Regions from separate parts of the Homo sapiens genome. Here region 2 is linked to region 1. A link is a loop called in an ENCODE intact Hi-C map of the cell type or tissue named here. Cell type or tissue: B cell. All regions are shown on one strand. Links, peaks and the distances in the headings refer to the core of each region. The heading gives the core; the rest is flanking DNA. Region 1 overlaps TLR7 (toll like receptor 7). Region 2 has its middle 23 kb from the start of TLR7.

Region 1 (9,051 bases), core at 1,052-9,051:
GACATTGAGAAGAACTGCATTTCTACCCTTAAAAAGTACTGGTATATACAGAAATAGGGTTAAAAAAAACTCAAGCTCTCTCTATATGAGACCAAAATGTACTAGAGTTAGTTTAGTGAAATAAAAAACCAGTCAGCTGGCCGGGCATGGTGGCTCATGCTTGTAATCCCAGCACTTTGGGAGGCCGAGGCAGGTGGATCACGAGGTCAGGAGTTTGAGACCAGTCTGGCCAACATGGTGAAACCCCGTCTGTACTAAAAATACAAAAATTAGCTGGGCGTGGTGGTGGGTGCCTGTAATCCCAGCTACTTGGGAGGCTGAGGCAGGAGAATCGCTTGAACCCGGGAGGTGGAGGTGGCAGTGAGCCGAGATCACGCCACTGCAATGCAGCCCGGGCAACAGAGCTAGACTGTCTCAAAAGAACAAAAAAAAAAAAACACAAAAAAACTCAGTCAGCTTCTTAACCAATTGCTTCCGTGTCATCCAGGGCCCCATTCTGTGCAGATTGAGTGTGGGCACCACACAGGTGGTTGCTGCTTCAGTGCTTCCTGCTCTTTTTCCTTGGGCCTGCTTCTGGGTTCCATAGGGAAACAGTAAGAAAGAAAGACACATCCTTACCATAAATGCATATGGTCCACCTACAAATAGAAAAATATTTAAATGATCTGCCTTTATACAAAGTGATATTCTCTACCTTTGATAATTTACCTGCTTAAATGTTTTTATCTGCACTGCAAAGTACTGTATCCAAAGTAAAATTTCCTCATCCAATATCTTTCAAACTGTTTTGTTAACTAATGCCATATATTTGTAAGTATCTGCACACTTGATACAGCAACGTTAGATGGTTTTGATGGTAAACCCTAAAGGAGGACTCCAAGAGTGTGTATTTATTTATAGTTTTATCAGAGATGACAATTATTTGAATGCCAATTATATGGATTCCTTTCATTTTTTGCTGGAGGATGGGAGAAGAAACCAAAGTTTATAGACCTTCACATTGAGAAAGCTTCAGTTTTGAACTTCAGCTATCAGATTCAAAAACAACAGAAAGAACCAAGACATTCTTAAGATGCCTGTACTTTCAGCTGGGTATAAATTCATGAGTTCAAAGATTGAAACCTGACCAATTTGCTTTATTTCATGGAAGAAGTGATCTACAAAGGTGTTTGTGCCATTTGGAAAACAGCGTGCATGTGTTCAAGCCTTAGATTGGCGATGTCGTATTTTCCTCACGTGTGGCAATGCCAAAGGCTTTACTTTACCTGTGAGTACACACTATATGAATTATTTCCAACGTACATTTAATCAATAAGGGTCACAAATTCCCAAATCAATCTCTGGAATAAATAGAGAGGTAATTAAATTGCTGGAGCCAACTATTTCACAACTTCTGTAAGCTTTATTGTGTTTCATAGTTTCCGTTCTTCTTCTGTGAGAACAAGGATAATGGCATTAAAAAATCAGCTTTTGGTCATTATAAATTGTCTTCTATTAAAACACATATACACATAAAATCACTTGAAGACAATTTAAACATCTTCTGAAATGGATCAAGAGGAAGGGAAACTGAAAATAATGCAACTCAGAAACCACAGAGTATTTTGACATGAGGTTAAGCACCGTGGTTTGTTGTAGGAAAATAACAGCACACCAACAGATGGTTTTTATCTGAATTCTTTGGTAATCTTGACATGTCATTCTTCTAACTTTCTGAGGGCCCTCAGTGCAGTTTTGTAGGACTGGAGCTGTTCACAGACGGTCCCCACAAAGCTCTGAACGTGGGGCTTCTCTGCTGACTGGCCTCTGGTTGGCTCCACCCCGGAAGGAACTCCCAGATTCTCCATGAATTCCGCTTCCACCATCAAGCCTTGGTCCAAGCCCCTTTCAACCTTGACTTGGCCAGGAAGTGTCCTTTCTCTTCAGATAGATACTACACCTTAGCAAGACTTGGCATTTTTAGAATCCAAGCCAAGGGAGGCACTTGGCAAGGCAAATGTTATGGATGAGAAAAAGGCAAAACAAGTGTCTGCAGTTTGTAGAGGAGAGAGAGGATGAGTCTGATTGTAGCCCTGACCCTGAGTCAGGATCTCTCGGCCCCATTTGCAGGTCTACTTCCAGCTCCATCTGTCTGGACACTCTTTTAGGTCCAGATCATCTCTTACATGTGGCCAAGGAATATAGAGTATGCAAGGGGATGTAGCGACCTGAGAGTGTGAGTAACTTGTGCCCATCTCCAAGGAAGCTGTGATGGGGATAGCAAGGACACACACTCTTCTTATTTATAATGCCTTTCCCCCTCCCATGAGATATGCTTTTTATTTACTTCCTCCTTCTCATCCTAAGTCGGGTGAACAAGAGGACCAGGTTGCACATCCTACTACTTATTTATGGCCCAATTTTAACATGGGGGTGGAGTTGAGGTTGGAATTGTTCCTCCGCCTCTGCTGCACATGCTCAGTAAGCAAGAACACTGTTGATGGGAAAGGCTTAGTCACAGACAGTGGGAGCACATCCCTCCTTGGAGCTTTGGGTCGCTGTGCTCCAGAAACAGTTAGTTATAGCACACCCTGCTCCTGGCATCTACTGGAAGGTGAAGCCCTTGACCCTAAGAAACATTGGGAATGATTTGTACCCTCCAAAGTCCAATAGCTATGTCGGAGGGAAACGATCAAAGAACATGATTGAGGAGACTCAAACAGAGATGTGCTTCAGACAACACCAAGACAGAAAATTAATCCATTTTACCAAGTTAACAATGTACTGAAGGCGAACAAGAGACCAACCCACCTGCCAACCAACGCTATGAAGAAGGAGGGTTGATCAGTCTGGCTAACATGGTGAAACCCCATCTCTACTAAATATACAAAATTAGCTGGGCGTGGTGGCACACTCCTGTAATCCCAGCTACTCGGGAGGCTGAGGCAGGAGAATCGCTTGAACCTGGGAGGCAGAGGTTGCAGTGAGCTAGGATCAAGCCACTGCACTCCAGCCTGGGTGAGAGAGTGAGACTTGGTCTCCAAAAAAAAAAAAAAAAGAAGGAGGGTTAAAAAGAGAATAAGTCCCAAACTCATAAGATGGTGTGGAAAGGGCCCTGGTGACATAGGGGCCACCCATGCCAGTGAGAATGAAATCACAACAGGGCAGTTTCACACTGTTTCAGGTTTTTATTTTTTCTTCTTCTTCTTTCCCTCCTTTCTTCTTTTGCCTCCCCCTCCCTCTCGGTTTCCTTTTTGGCTCTAGACACCCACAGCAAGTGTCAAGCAATGTACAAGAATGAAAAGAAGACAGCCGTTGTTGCAGGTGGATGCTTCTGTTTGGAAGGTGTGGTTTTGTGTGCACTTTTGGTTGGAAACCTATGTCTCTCTCACACACATGTCCCCCACCTGCTTCAGTGAGCATGATCTTCTAAAATTGGCTCCATGGAATCTTCCCTAGGTGACACTGGCTGGACTCTGACACATTCAAATTCATTCTTTCTACTTATCTCAACTTTCAAGCACTAATTCAGTCTTTAAGATTCCCCTAATCTCAGGTTGTAATTCATTTCTAACATGTTTGTCATGACATCAGTGGTTGCATGTCTTCATATGTTTATCACTGCCCCCTCTTGGGAATTTATATTAATTAAACATTTTGGAAAAGCTCAGACTTAAAATGACTGAGAAGGTTCATGTTACAGTGTCTCACACTGAACACTCACTAAAAATAGTCTGGTAAAATCCAGAAGGAAATGGGAAGTCCTGGGGGCCTCATGGCAGTTTTCAGACTTCCCTAGAGCAAAGATGAGCCAGACAGCGGCTCCCACAAACAGAAAATGGCTCTCAATATTCTTCTGGCCAGTGGCAACTACTGAGGGTAAAACTAGACAGAGACGGCTAACTAGGAAGCCATATTGCTCTTGTATGACACATGGCTGCTTTACTTCTCACTGGCCAAGGCAAAACCATGAGGCATTGATTCCAGGGGATTTCATAACAGTGAATTGCATGAGTTGACTTGAGCAAAAGAAGTTTGTAGTAACATCTCCATGAACCATATCTGAGGCCCATTATCCAGGGGGACCACACTGCTGAGAAGATTGCTTGGGCTGTTTTGGGAGCCAGAACTAGGTTGTTGTCCTGCTATCACCCTGGGATGGTGGTTACATCCCTGCACCAGGTCCAGATGGAGGCCCACCAAACAGAACTTAGTAACAGGTGACATGCATTAAATAAAACAGTTTATAGCTCCCATCTCTCTTCTGGGCCTACTTTTCTCATGATTGATTTCTTTGCCTTTGGATTGAGGCATTGTAACTAAAATTCCCAGTTAATTTACAACGTTCCAAGGGTTGTTTCAACACATCACTCCTGTCCATTAACACATTGTGATGGATTAATTTGTGAGATGATCAACTCTCCAGAACAGGCCACCTAAGAAAACAGAACACAGGAAGCATGTTCTGAATGGAGAAGATGCATTTTAAAGTAATCCCAACTTTGGCTCCTGCTCATGAGGGCAGGCCCACAAAGGGAATGACAGGCAAGGAGGGAGTGAGGAGGATCTTAGGAAGAAGGGCTCAAGATGAAGTCACTGGTATCCCGACAATGTCATTCAGTAAGGGGTGGAGGGGAAGGAGGAAGGGAAGTCACATCTATTAAGCAGCAAATGCAAATTAAATGCTTCCTTTATTCCCTTGAATCTTCACATCACCTCTATGAGGCTAGTATTAGCAGCTCCATCTTAAAGATGATGGGTTAACTCAGAGATAAAGGTGAGATCAGAGAGGCAAAGTCAACTGCTCAATCTCTGGGACCCAGGAGTCCGCATCCCTGGAATACTTTTGAAGCAACTGGCTTGCAGAGCAGTTTGGGAAGCACCACATCTTCCTTTGTGACACCAGGGACTGTTATTACAGGGATCACTTTAGTAAGGAAAGCCCAGACCCCCAAGCTGTGCTCAATTTCCTTCCTTTTGTGTATAAACTTTGGTGCTCTCAACCTACTTCCCGGGAGTGGAGCTGCACTTAAACTCAAATTGCTTCCCGCTGGGCACTGTTTTTGGACAGGTATAATTTAACTATATAGGACTGGCATTTCTGTTTAGGGCCCAAAGGTGAAGACAATTTGAACAAGAACACTAGGGCAGAATTAGATAGACAGGGGCAGGTGGTTAATGGAATTGAAGTCTCGTAAGTCCTGATAGAGTTGCTGATTACATTTGTGGGTAAAAGGATGTCTTTACCGTAACTTCCATAACATCTTACTGATAGACGCTGTGGTTCTACTTATGTGGCGCCAAGCGCCACCTAGTGGGGTGGGAAATCCCTCCTGGATGCTGATGTTCTGCTTCTGAGACCCTTAGACGGGCTTCCAAAGGGGGATGTGGGAAGAAAATGTAAGAACAGATATAGTCATGTTTTTAAAAGTATGTCTGTGGCTATTTTTATCATATACCCAGTGTATTAATACAGAAATATGTAGGGCTGTGTGTTGAATGTTTACTGATGGGAGGGCAGTTTACAAAGAAGTTGAAGGCCACAGACTATTGAATATTTGTTTCTATCATTTATTTCCATTGTTTTTGCTTTAAGTCTCAAAATGGGGCCAGTCATGAATTTCCTTTTGCCCATGCAGATGTAGATGTATAGCCTTGAGTTAACTGGGTGACCGATCCTCTTTTTCCTACATTTCCATTTTTTATAGACTGTGGCCCCCATTTTAAAACTGTATTTGAGTATCAGTAATCTTTCTTGCACATTCTAGCTGAACATTCTCTCTCTCTCATATTTCCGAGCAATCCAACCACTAACCATTCCCTTCTGTCACCACCCCCCGCCCTATAAATAGCATTTTGAAGCATGCAGTAACTTGCCAGTTTGAGGATTTAGGTCTTTTTCATCCTGCTTGCCTACTTGACTGTCAGTTCATGAAGACAGTTGGTGAACAGGCATGATGCTTGGGTGTTTCACGCCCGTTAATTAAGTCAAAGATGATGGGGCGCTTACTTGCTAAGATATATATACATGTACACACCTACCTATGTATTCTGTATGCACATATATATAGCTGTCCATATATGTTTGTGTATATGCACACATATACATGCAAGCATGTATATATTTGTGTGTATTAGAATTACTGATAATTAGAATTACTGAATTACTGATGGCCATGTTTTGCATAGATTAATTGTAAACCTAAGTAAGATAAACCATAAAAAGTACTCAGCACAGGGTCTGACATCTATCAAACACTCCATAAATAACTTTTTAAATTCTTTTTATTACTTTTTAAATTCTTTTTATTACTTTTTAAATTCTTTTTATTGCTTTGGATATCTAATCAAGTATATAATCTTTTTTTTTTTTTTTTTTTTGAGACAGAGTCTCACTCTGTCACCCAGGCTGGAGTGCAATGGTGCGATCTCAGCTCACTGCAACCTCCACCTCCGAGTTCAAGCGATTCTCCTGCCTCAGCCTCTCCAGTAGCTGGGACTACAGGCACACACCACCACACCTGGCTAGTTTTTGTATTTTTAGTAGAGACGGGGTTTTGCCATGTTGGCCAGGCTGTTCTCGAACTCCTGACCTCAGGTGATCCACCTGCCTCAGCCCCCCAAAATGCTGGGATTATAGGCATGAGTCACCGCGCCTGGCTAATCAATTACATAATCTCAAGAGGCTAATTCTATATTCTTCATACAGTGAAAATTTTTAACATTTTTCTTTTAGTATACAGTATCTGGGAAATTTTTTCTACTCATCACTTACTCTGTACATAAAGTTTATGTTCAACATTTCATGTACTATATTCATACATTATTTAACAATTTTTTTAATTTAAAGGGTGACACTCAACGTATTGCTTTTCCATTTGTTACATATTCTCAATCAAAATTCGTTTTCTCTAGATTTAAATCCATCAAAATTTCCAGAAATGTCCCAGATACCCAGACGTCCTGTAGGCTTTAAATATAATTTTTCATCTTCAATAATCTTCTATTTACCATAAGAATGCTGACCACTTCCTGCTTGTAGCTTATCTGAGGAAAGTCCCTTTTAGTTGATCCAAGTTCCCAGATTTCCCCAATTCTGCTTTTTCCTGTGATCCCACAAGAAGTTCCAAAAGTATGAAGTAGCGCCAAATGTTAACTTGCATAAAACCCTGTGATGATACTTGTAAGCATCAGCATTGAGTTCTTCCTGTTCCTACCCACCCCTACTCCTGATTTCCTCCTGACTCTGGGTATAATTGGTGTTCTCCATGGTCACATGTGAGTTTAAATTCTTCCAGATGTTTTGATAAAACTTCATTTTAAAAGCCATGTTGAAGGAGACCATAGCAGAGTTTGTATGCAAAGGTATGGAGTGGTTTCTTCTGAGAATGGGCCCAGCAGGGCTTACCTGCCTATAAGAGGCACTGGTCTCCAAAGTTGTGCCAAGTCTAGCCTTCGTGAAATTCACCTGGGAATTTAGAATCCCAGTTGGAATGCTTGATGTTTAGGTGTTTCATGCCTGCTAATTAAGTCAAAGACGTTGGGGTGCTTACTTGCTGAGATATATATATATATATATATATATATATATATATATATATATATATATATGTACACATCCACATATATATTCTGTATACCCACATATATACCTGTCCATGTAAGTTTGTGTGTATATGCATACATATACATGCAAGTGTGTATATATTTTGTGTGTGTGTGTGTGTGAGAATTACCGATAAGCTCATAGCCATGCTTTGTATAGATTAGTTATAAAACTAAGTGTTCAGAATTGTTGGGGCTTGAGGGAGCTGGTTACTCACACCCTCTCCAGCTGAGCAATTCACACTGCAGACAGTGCAGCTGAGAGTGAGCAGGTGCATGAATTCCATAGGCCATAGCTTGGACTTGCACTCTTGCAACTCTCCAGTGCCTCCCGGTAGCAAAGAAGAAACGCAAGCCATCAATCCAGAACAAAGGATCCCTGTCACAGAGAGCTCACCTTAGGGCAGCAGAAACAAACAGAGGGTGCACTCCACCTATAGGAAGGCTGTCCCAAGAGAACAAGAGCCAGGAGACTTGAGGCAGCAGCAGCAGGGACAGTTTCCCCACTGTCACCAATCCCACAAGTCACTCTGTCTCTTGTGAGAAGCATAGGAAGGAGGAAAGGGGAAGAGGGACAAGTCCCCACCCTTCCGTATTTCAGGGGTTGATTTCGAAATGTAGGGAGAAGAGAAAAGTTCCTCTAAAGTACCATCCTGAAGCTAATAAATGAATAAATTCTCAACCAGATTGTCTACACTGAGGAGACGGGTCTGTAAAACATGGTGCCGTGCTTGGACTCATGACATGAAAAAGACTCTTCCCTGCAGAGCAGAGACCAAAGCTTGCAGGTTTCCCCTCATTATGAATCTACTGTACAGAAGATAGACAGAGTCCCTACCTTCATGGGGCTAAAGATATAATTTCCAAGACTTGGCCGGGTGTGGTGGCTCACACCTGCAATCCCAGCACTTTGGGAGGCCAAGGCAGATGGATCATCTAAGGTCAGGAGTTCGAGACCAGCCTGGCCTCGGTGAAATCCCTAAACATACAAAAAATTAGCCGGACGTGGTGGCTCATGCCTGTAGTCCCAGCTACTCAGAAGGCTGAGGCACAAGAATTGCTTGAACCCAGGAGATGGAGGTTGCAGTGAGCCGAGGTTGTGCCACTGCACTCCAGCCTGGGTGACAGAGCAAGACTTCATCTCAAAAAAAAAAAAAAAGAAAGAATTTCCAAGACTCATTATTATTGATTGGGTTCTACAATTTCCCCTAGGCATTTCTGAAATGGTATAGAATATAGCTATGAAATTTGTATTCTGCATTACATAGATGTAATATTCAGAAACTGTTGATTGCATTCATCCATCCATCTATCCATCCATCCATCCATCCATCCATCCATCCATCCATTCAGTCAGTCAGTCAATAAATATTTATGGTGTGGCCACCATGGGCCTGGCATGATGCTTAGGGTGAGGAGACACTGGCGAGCCAAAATAGAAATAGTCCCTGTTCTCCTGGAGCTTAT
Region 2 (10,102 bases), core at 1,113-9,112, 50 kb before region 1:
GTCCACTCCAGACCCTGTTTGCCTGGGTATCCCCAGCGAAGGCTGTAGAATAGCAAAGATTACTGCCTGTTCCTGCCTCTGGAAGCTTCATCCCAGAGGGGCACTCACTGGATGCCAGCTGGAGCTCTCCTGTATGAGATGTCTGTCAACCCCTGCTGGGAGGTGTCTCCTAGTCAGGAGGCACGAGGGTCAGGGACCCACTTGAGTTGGCAGTCTGTCCCTTAGCAGAGCTCGAGCACTGTGCTGGGAGATCCACTGCTCTCTTCAGAGCTGGCAGGCAGGAACATTAAAATATGCTGAAGCTGTGCCCACAGCCGCCCCTTCCCCCAGGTGCTCTGTCCCAGGGAGATAGGAGTTTTATCTATAAGTCCCTGACTGGGGCTGCTGCCTTTCTTTCAGATGTGCCCTGCCCAGAGAGGAGGAATCCAGAGAGGCATTCTGGCTACAGTGGCTTTGCCAAGCTGCAGTGGGCTATGCCTAGTTCGAACCTCCTGGCAGCTTTGTTTACACTGTGAGGGGAAAACCACCTACTCAAGCCTCAGTAATGGCATACACTTCTTCCCCCACCAAGCTTGAGCATCCCAGGTCAACTTCAGACTGCTGCGCTGGCAGCAAGAATTTCAAGCCAGTGGATCTTAGCTTGCTGGGCTCTGTAGGGGTGGGATCCGCTGAGCTAGACCACTTGGCTCCCTGACTGCAGCCCCCTTTTCAGGGGAGTGAACAGTTCTGTCTCGCTGGTGTTCCAGGCGCCACTGGGGTATGAAAAAAAAAAACTCCTGCAGTTAGCTCAGTGTCTGCCCAAATGGCCAACCAGTTTTGTGCTTGAAACCCAGGGCCCTGGTCACATAGGCACCCAAAGGAATCTCCTGGTCTGTGGGTTGCAAAGACTGTGGGAAAAGTATAGTATCTGGGCTGGAATGCACTGTTCTTCATGGCACAGTCCCTCATGGCTTCCCTTGGCTAGGGGAGGGAGTTCCCCGACCCCTTGCACTTCCCAGGTGAGATGACACCCCACCCTGCTTCTGCTCACCCTCCGTGGGCTGCACCTACTATCTAACCAGTCCCAAAGAGATGAGCTGGGTACCTCTGTTGGAAATGCAGAAATCCCCCACCTTCTGCATTGATCTTGCTGGGAGCTGCAGACCGGAGCTGTTCCTATTTGGCCATCTTCCCAGCCACCTGGTAATTTAACTCTTATGGGCCAAAATGGCAAAAGTCATCTGTGGTCAAATCACAGAGCCCATTACGTCTGTCAAAGGTCATGGAATTGATAAGATTTTGGAGTTAGATGGAACATTCATGACTGAATGATTCCCATCTTATTTTACAGATGAGGAAACTAAGGCTCAAAGAGACTAAGTAACTGGCTTAGTAAGGTTACACAGTTCCCTAGAGGAAAAGCTGGGGGTAGAAAATGGGGCTTTTCGGCCAGGCGTGGTGGCTCCCGACTATAATCCCAGCACTTTGGGAGGTTGAGGTGGGTGGATCACTTGAGGTCAGGAGTTTGAGACCAGCCTGGCCAACATGGTAAAACCCCGTCTCTACTAAAAATACAAAAATTAGCCGGGCATGGTGGCACACACATGTAATTCCAGCTACTCCAGAGGCTGAGGCAGGAGAATCATTTGAACCAGGGAGGCAGAGATTGCAGTGTGCTGAGATTGAGCCAGTGCACTCTAGCCTGGGTGACAGAGAGAGACTCTGTCTCAAAATAAACAAACAAATGAACAACAACAACAACAACAAAAAGAAAATGGGGGCTTTTCTGTTCTTTAAGCAGAGATGTTTGCATTAACCCAGGCAACTTCAATGATTCTAATCACTAGTGCATAACAGTGAAGGAGCTTATTAAACCTCAGGGCAGTGAGGAAAAGCAAAAAATACGGTACGGTAACTTCCATCAGAACCTGAAATACTTGCATCCACTGATTTGGTTGTCCTTTGCCTTCCTCCAAAAACAAGGTCTTCATTTCACTCACTGTGTTTGCGTGGTCCTTTTTCAGGTCGTTATGCTAACATGAGAACCAAAATAACAACACTGGGTAATGGAGATTTTTTAAATAATGGTGATCTGTAAGGCAGTGGTTCTCAAAGTGAGGCCCTGGACTAGCAGCATCTGCATCACCAAAAACCTCAGGAGAAAGTTGAAAACCACCCTGATAGTTAAGTCCATGCTAGTTGCTAATGTAATGGTCCCTGTCTGTTGCGTAAGGAAGGATCATTTCCTTCTCTGATAAAAATGGCTCTGGCTCTGGTAAGTTATACTCAAATTTAATTATATTTCATGGTAAATCTTGTCAGCTGAAAAGTTATGCCAACTTGGTGGACAATGGCAGAGAATACAAGTTTCTGACTTACCTCAAGGTTTGAATGTACCTAGAGCAGAAGTTTCTGATATTTGTACTCACTTAACCAACAACTATAATTGCCGGGCACTGTTGTGGTTGCTTGGGATATTTCAGTTGTTACTAATGCTTTGGTTTTATGGAAAGACAAAGACAATGCTGGTCTTCTAGCAGCACAAAGTATAAGGTAATGTTCCTATATTATTCATAGTCCATTGGCAAAAATGCAGTTATTATCAAAAAACATTAAAATTAAAAGTATTTAAGTCATTTGTAATAAGGGATTCAACAAACACTCAATATCTAAGTAATTTCCAATGATTTCAGTAATATGAGTATTGGCTTTAAAAAGTAATGTTTTAGAGCCAAGTGCAGTGGCTCACGCCTGTAATTCCAGCACTTTGGGAGTCAGAGGCAGGAGGATCGCTTGAGTCTTAGAGTTCAAGACCTGCCTAGGCAACATGGCGAGACCCTGTCTCTACAAAAAATTTAAAAATTAGCTGGGCATGGTGGTGCATGCCTGTGGTCCCAGCTACTCAGGAGGCTGAGATGAGAGGATTGCTTGAGCCTGGAATATCAAGGCTGCAGTGAGCCATGATCACACCACTGCAATCCAGCCTGGGTGACAGAGTGAGACTTTGTCTCAAAAAAAACAAAACAAAAAAACAAATAGAGAATAAAAGGTTTAGAAACAGATACAACTGGCTCTAGGAAAACAACTCAACTGTTGAGAGCAATAAGTCATATGTACTGACAGCCTATCAAATTGAGATGTTAATAAGAAATCGGCCAACTTTTTTTTTTTTTTTTTTTTTTTAACAGAAGGTAAGGAGAATGCAGGTTAACCAGTGGAATTTCAGGTCAGTTCAGTCAAGAGAGTTTTGACTATGCCTGTTGGTCTCAAACTTGGTTATCAATTGGAATCACATGAGCAGCCTTGAAAATTCCAAATACCCAGACTACACCCAAGAGTAGTTAAATCAGAAGCTTTGGTGTCAACATAGTAATCAGGAACTTTGTAATGATCCCATTCCGGTGTGCAGCCGAAATTGAGAAGCTCCAGTTTAAGGTCATGGGCCATGAAGCTTTCAAGTTCTGCCACCTCCTCTCAACATTAATGTGTATCAGCTTTGGGAAACTACATGTAGAAGGTATGAAGAATGGCAGAAAGTATATAAAGGGACAAATCACCACCATTAATTCCACAAATCAGTACAGGTCAGTAGCTACAGTTTGGAGAATTTAAAACATTTTCCTCTTTAGTAAGAATTCCTACAAAGAAATGCCCATTTAAAATCCTGATCTATTTCAATTGCTTGCCAGAAATGTTGTACCAATTTGCACTCTCACCCAAAGTCCCTAAATCCTGACAAACACTGTGAATTGATCATCTTTTTCCTGTTTTCCAATCTGATAATTTAACAGTACTGGGGTATTGTTTTATTTGCATTTCTGTAAGAACTTTATTTTATTGACTACAAATATTTTACTTTCCAGGATCTATAAAGCAATATAGCAATATAAATAATATTATATAAGCATACTCAAACCTTGTTAACCTATCACCGATTATTGCAATACTATTTTTAGATTTTTTCTTCAATTGCAAAAATACTTTATTACTGATTAAAAATAGTATATATGCACTGATAAAATTTTGATAAATGCAAAGACAAGTAATGAAAATCATCAGCAATAACAATGGCTAAAAGTGGAGTATACATACAAACAAATACTTGTTTTGAAACTTTTTTTGGTTTACTCTTAGCATAGTATCTTTTTCCATGTCATGTAGTATTCTAATGTGTGACTTTTGGAGGCTGCATAGTATTCTAAAGTAATATGTTTTGAATCCAATATTCTTCAAAAAAATATGGAACAACAGATCTTGGCTTAAATATGAATTTTTTTACATTTCTGTTGTATATACTACAAGTGGTGGATTGCTACTTTGGTGGTTCCCGATGAACCATAACTCCTGGTATTCACACTTCTGTGGTGTATCCTTCCATATTAACCTCGGGCTCGGCCAATAAATAGGACATTAGCAAGAATGATGTAAGCAAATGCTTGATAAGTGCTGGCACACTGGAGCTTATGTCTCTTGAAATGCTCACTCTCAGGATCAAACCACCATGAAAAGAAACCCAAGCTAGCCACATGGGGAAGAAAAGAGGAAAAGATCACTCCCTCTCAACCTTCCCCACTGGGGAACTAGACATGTGAACAAAGCCATCTGATTACAACCTCACAGGAGACCCCAACTGAAACCAACCAAAGAACAGCCCAGCAGAGCCCCAGCCAACCAAAGAATCATGAACAAATAAAGTGGTTACTGTTTTAAGCAGATATGTTTTGGGTTGGTTTGTTACACAGCAAGAGATAAGCAAAATGTGACAGCATCTAATATGAATACCTGCTTTAGATATGAAAAAGAAACCCTTAGATATGAAAAAGAAACCCTTAGGATCATAAACTCAAGAAGAATTTTTTGTTTTTATCTAGTCAGATTGCTGAGGTCCTGGCTGTTTAGATGACTTACAGAAAGAACTTGGGTAGTAGAGTCAAGATATGAATAGTAACCCAGTTTTATTACTAGAGATTTGACTTCGTTGAGCATCAGCTTTCTTGTGGGCGAGTTAGGTTTTAACAATAGCTGCCTTGCAGGTGTTTTATTTTTAAGCATTATGAATGATGGTGCCTCCAGTTCCATAACAAGATGAAGGCATATGCAGATGTGAGTTAACATTTTCATTGGCTGGCCATGTATGTTGAATCCCAAACAAGTGGTCTTCACTACACCTCACCACTCACAAATCTACTTATGAGTCTCAGATGGTGAGCTAGATGGTCAGTAATACCCACCTCAGGAAAACTGCTTCTGAGTTTACAAGACAGCAGGCGGAACAGCTCAAAGACCAATGCATGCATAAATAGTCTTTCCTTTTTTTCACCAGGTCAACTACTCGATTATTTGCACTGGGGGCCTTTTTTCAAAGCATCTGACCTTTTGGACTCGTCTGGTGAAATCTAGTATGTACTTAGGACCAGCCTTCAACACAAAGGAAGGTTTTTGTTACATTCGTTTGCATATCCTGTCAAGGATATCTTCAGAACACTTTCATTTCACAGTAAAATGAAACTTACGGAAGAACTAAGCAGTGAAGTGCTTCATACTTTCATTTAAAAGGGGAATGAGAAACAAAAGACAAGGTTAATTATGACACCGGGGCTTTACAATGCTAAAAATATCCTATATACAAAGGGATATGTAGGCTGTGTTCTTTTTCCATGTCATTACAAAGAACAGGCTCAAGGTATCTGCAAATTTCTAATAAAAATATTATTACTTGAAAAATGTCCATGGTTGTATCTAACTGAAGGGATTAAAACTTTTAGACTTGTTATACAAATACCATGATACTTGTCATCAAAGTCCTCCTTTTCATCAAGCAGACCCTGACTTACAGCATCTGAGAGTGGAAAAAACTAGCATGAACCGTAAGGCAGTGGGATTCATACCTACCTCTCACTCACACGTTCATCCAAACCAAGCAAGTTGCATAAAGCAACCTGAGACTTTATACTTCCACATGCTGGCAACACAGCATTAACTAGACTCGGGCAACTTGTTTAAGGGGTTTATTTAGGTTCCTATCAGTAAAGAGGTGTTTTTCCAGCTTTGGGAGAATATGTATGATGCCAAGTTTTTTTTTTTTTAAGTTTAAATACTTTTATAAGTTTAATGTTGGCATTGGATGTTTACATATTAACTGGTACAATTTACATCGGTTTTATACTTACCTATTTTTGCAAAGATGTCATGTACACAAAGATACATATTCAATAACTGAGAAACAAGTGAAACTTCTGATCTATACTTTCAGGTTTGTTTCATAAAGATATTTCTGATAAGGATTATCAGCATACAAGTTTCACCTCTTCCAGAAGGACACTGTCATTTTATCTAAGAGTTTACTCTGGGTTTTATTGCAGAACACAAATTCCCTCAATTGCTTTTTTCTTGCAGGTGTCTTTTTCCAGAATTTTTTCTTATAACCAGCCTTTCTCCTCACCCAAAGGCCAGAATGAAGTCGAAAAAACCTATAGATAACAGCTTTCACAGTTGTTCTCTTGCCTTTTTGTGTACTGACGTATATTACAGTTCTGACTGGCAGCTTCAGGACACTTGGAAGCAAGGGGGCCACTCTGTTGGGGATCACTGCAGTATGCCCACATGTCAGGTTTCTGACAGATGTGATCAGCCTGGGAGTGGAGGAAACAAATGGTGTCTGAATATGACTAAAACGTCCAGTAGACAATGCAGAAATAAGAGAGGCATTCCTGGCACAGTTTCGGTGGGCTGGAGATGCAAAAATATTCAGGAGCCATAGATTCCTGAAGCTGCTCTCATCGCACCAGCAAAGGCAGAGGCAGCCATCTTGCCAGCCTGCTATGATGCCAAGTTTCTTTCTTTTTTTTTTTTTTTTTTTTGAGATGAAGTCTCGCTCTTGTCCCCCAGGCTGGAGTGCAATGGTGTGATCTCGGCTCATGGCAACATCCACCTCCCGGGTTCAAGCAATTCTCCTGCCTCAGCCTCCCGAGTAGCTGTGATTACAGGTGCCTGCCAACACACCCAGCTAATTTTCGTATTTTTAGTAGAGACGGGGTTTCACCATGTTGTACAGGCTGGTCTCGAACTCCTGACCTTAGGTGATCCGCCCGCCTTGGCCTCCCAAAGTGCTGGGATTACAGGCGTGAGCCACCACGCCCAGCCAATGCCAAGTTTCTATTGAACCACTTTGATGTCTATGTCTGAGTCAAATGGCAGAGCCGGGACTCAAATCTAGGTCTTCTGTCCACGACCATATCTTTGTTCAATCACCACTCTGGATGCTGATCAAGTCTGACCTTCCTTTTCATTTCAGAGCATTCACCCCAGGAATCCTTCAATGTTTAAATCTCTAGATTAAAATATGGTACTGCTGGGCATGGTGGCTCACTCCTATAATCTAAAAAAATTGGGAGGCTAAGGTGGGAGGATTGCTTGAGACCAGGAGATCAAGGCCAGTGTGGAAAACATAGTGAGACCCTGTTTCTAAAAATAAATAAGTAAAATAGAATAAAATATGGCACTAAACTAGGGTGGCCAGATAAAATACAGGACACCCAATTAAATTTGAATTTCAGATAATAAATAATTTTTTAGTAGAAGCATGTCCCGATTTGCTAAATTTGGCAACCCTACACTAAACCTTACCTACCCACCAAGGGCTGTTCCCAGTCCTCCTCATTTCCACCTAAAAAGAAAGGAGAAATACAACAAGACCTAGAAAACAAAGTGTGAGTTGCCCCAGCCAGTGAGAGGCCAGTTCTCAAAAGATAAAGAGAAGAACTGTATCCTCTCCATCCAGTGATCTCTCTTGAGCTAATTTACAGATGGGGGACTAGACCAATAACGTAGGATCTTCTGTGCCATCACTCAGACTGGGGTAGTTCACTGGAGCCACAGCTAACTCTTCAGAAGAAGATCTTTCGGAGGCCCAAGGCTATTTATCGCACTAGTGCTTGCAATACCAAAGATCAGAAACCACCCAAACGTCCGTTAGAGAAATGGTTAAGTAAATTGTGAAACTTCTAGAAAATGGGATGTTTTCCAGCTATGAGAAAAAAAAAATGCAGATGCTCCTGAGATAAAGGTATAGAAGGAACTGCAAATGAAAAAAACAAGAGAGTAAGAGAGTATATGCTAACGAAGTATGACAAAGGCAGGGCCAGAAGAATATGTTTTTATTTGCTAGTATGCCTAAAGAAACTCTGGAAAGATAAGCAAGGAACTAATAAGAATGGTTTCTTGTGGGGATGGGTGTGGGATTGGGTGGATGGTCTACAAGAAGAGCAGAAAAGTTTTTACTATGTATCTACCTATGTATTTATGTATGTATGTATATATGTATGTATATGCATGGATGTATGTATAGATACATTTATCTGTACAGAAAAGAGTTAACATGGTAGCCAGTTGCCATGGCTCAAGCCTATAATTCCAGCACTTTGAGAGGCCAAGGGTGGATCGCCTGAGGTCAGGAGTTCGAGACCAGCCTGGACAACATGATGAAACCCCATCTCTACTAAAAATACAAAAAATTAACCAGGCATGGTGGGGGGCGCCTGTAATCCCAGCTACTCGGGAGGCTGAGGTAGGAGAATCACTTGAACCCAGGAGGCGGAGGTTGCAATGAGCCGAGATTGCGCCATTGCACTCCAGCCTGGGCAACAACAGTGAAACTCGATCTCAAAAACAAAAAACCAAGAAACATGGCAGGCCTGAGACTGCTCTCCTTAGAAAGGCCTGCTTGTAAGGTTGGCCTTTGGCTCATGTCTGGGAACTTGGATTTCAGGGTGGTTCCCACCATTCCCAGAACTAAGAAGAGTGGCTCACTGCTCTTACACTGTTTGTACAAATAATATGGTTTTTGCTGCACACCTGCTTTCCTATTGGGAGGCTGGAATTTTGGTATGTGCTGGGCAGAGTGTGCCTACATGACCAGCCCCGAGTAAACACCCTGGGCACTGAATCTCTAACGAGCCTCCCTGGTAGACAGCAGTTGGCATGTGTTTTCTCAATTTGTTGCAGAAGGAATCAAGTACATCCATGTGACTAAAGTCGGAGGGGATGCTTGGAAGGTTGGGCCTGGTTTCTTCTGGGCATCACCTCATGCACCATTGTCCTTTGCTGCTTTTGGTTCGTATCTTTTCACTGCAATAAATCATAGCTGTGACCATACTTTATTGAGTTCTGCGACTCCTAGTGGATCACGAAGCCTGGGGTGGCGGAGTCTTGGGGACCTCCGACACAGTACACAGTCTCTGTCTCTCTCTCTCTCTCTCTGTCCCACACACCCCATATCTTTCTATTCAGCTCTATGTAAGAATTCTGTACCACACAAATATGTATTAAAATGAAATAAAAAATAAAAAAGGCCTTTGCTTTATATTTGCCTAACCAAAAGCTCCATTCAATCTGCTTTTCTTTCCTTCTTTGTTTCCTTCCTTCTTTTCTTCTTTCTTTTCTCCTGTCCTTCATTCTTTCCTTTCCTTCCTTTCTGCCGGCCTGCCTTGTCTCCCTCCCTCCCCACCCTTTCTTTCCTTCTCTCTTTCTTTCCTTCACTCTCTCCCTTTCTTCCTTTGTTTCTCTGTCTCTAGTTTTCCATTTACTACGTAGAAGTTCTTACCATATGACTATGTATTTTCCAGCAAAATTGAAGAAAAAGTTAAAAAGCTATTGCCCTATATTTGCCAACTAAAAGCCCCATTCAAAATGTCTCAAGGGGAGAGAGAGAAGAAAAGCAAAAGAAACAAAGAATACAACTAACTTCACTGCCTCACTCTCTATTAAGGAGACAGAAAATTCTCATAGCTTTTAAACAACAGTGTCAGGTTTGGTGTGTTTTTCTGTTGTTCAGCTTTAACACAGCACTGTTTCAAAACCTTAAGGCTTTGTCCTAGAAGAAAATGTTCCTGTTTGAACATATAAAACAATCCAGCATATAACTAGAAATACAGGTCTGCCAATCATGGTAACACTTTTGTGACAAAACTTAAAGTTATCTTTGGCGGTGATATACATTTTTAAGAAGTTATTACATATGCAAAGATTGTAGAGAAATTACAGAGACACAATCAAACTCACTATGTAAACACTGAGTAGTTCTTGAATCAGAAAGAAAATAAAGCTATAAAAGATATTTTGGGGA

Evidence for each region. Peaks named below come from ENCODE experiments on the same cell type or tissue, not always from the same donor. Only the 100,000 strongest peaks of a DNase experiment are listed, where the experiment ranks them.
Region 2: a loop joins it to region 1, with 3.0 times the contacts of the local background. A loop is called at or near these places in 4 of 110 quality-filtered maps.

The regions. Positions count from the first base shown.
Region 1 is chrX:12,888,980-12,898,030 of GRCh38, forward strand. TLR7 (toll like receptor 7) reads left to right here. Exons shown (of 3, transcript NM_016562.4): 3 at 1-1,382. Among named protein-coding and RNA genes, the nearest start is that of TLR8, 13 kb to the right of the region's middle. In B cell, for the core only: CTCF peaks have their summits at 5,289 (motif pointing left) and 5,496; DNase peaks (open chromatin) are centred at 1,612 and 5,292; H3K4me3 peaks cover 1,435 bases; H3K27ac peaks cover 3,446 bases.
Region 2 is chrX:12,838,645-12,848,746 of GRCh38, forward strand. It overlaps the pseudogene MRPL35P4. Among named protein-coding and RNA genes, the nearest start is that of TLR7, 23 kb to the right of the region's middle. RefSeq lists an enhancer at 5,352-5,671. In B cell, for the core only: no CTCF peak of the experiment used is centred there; a DNase peak (open chromatin) is centred at 5,257; H3K4me3 peaks cover 955 bases; H3K27ac peaks cover 2,398 bases.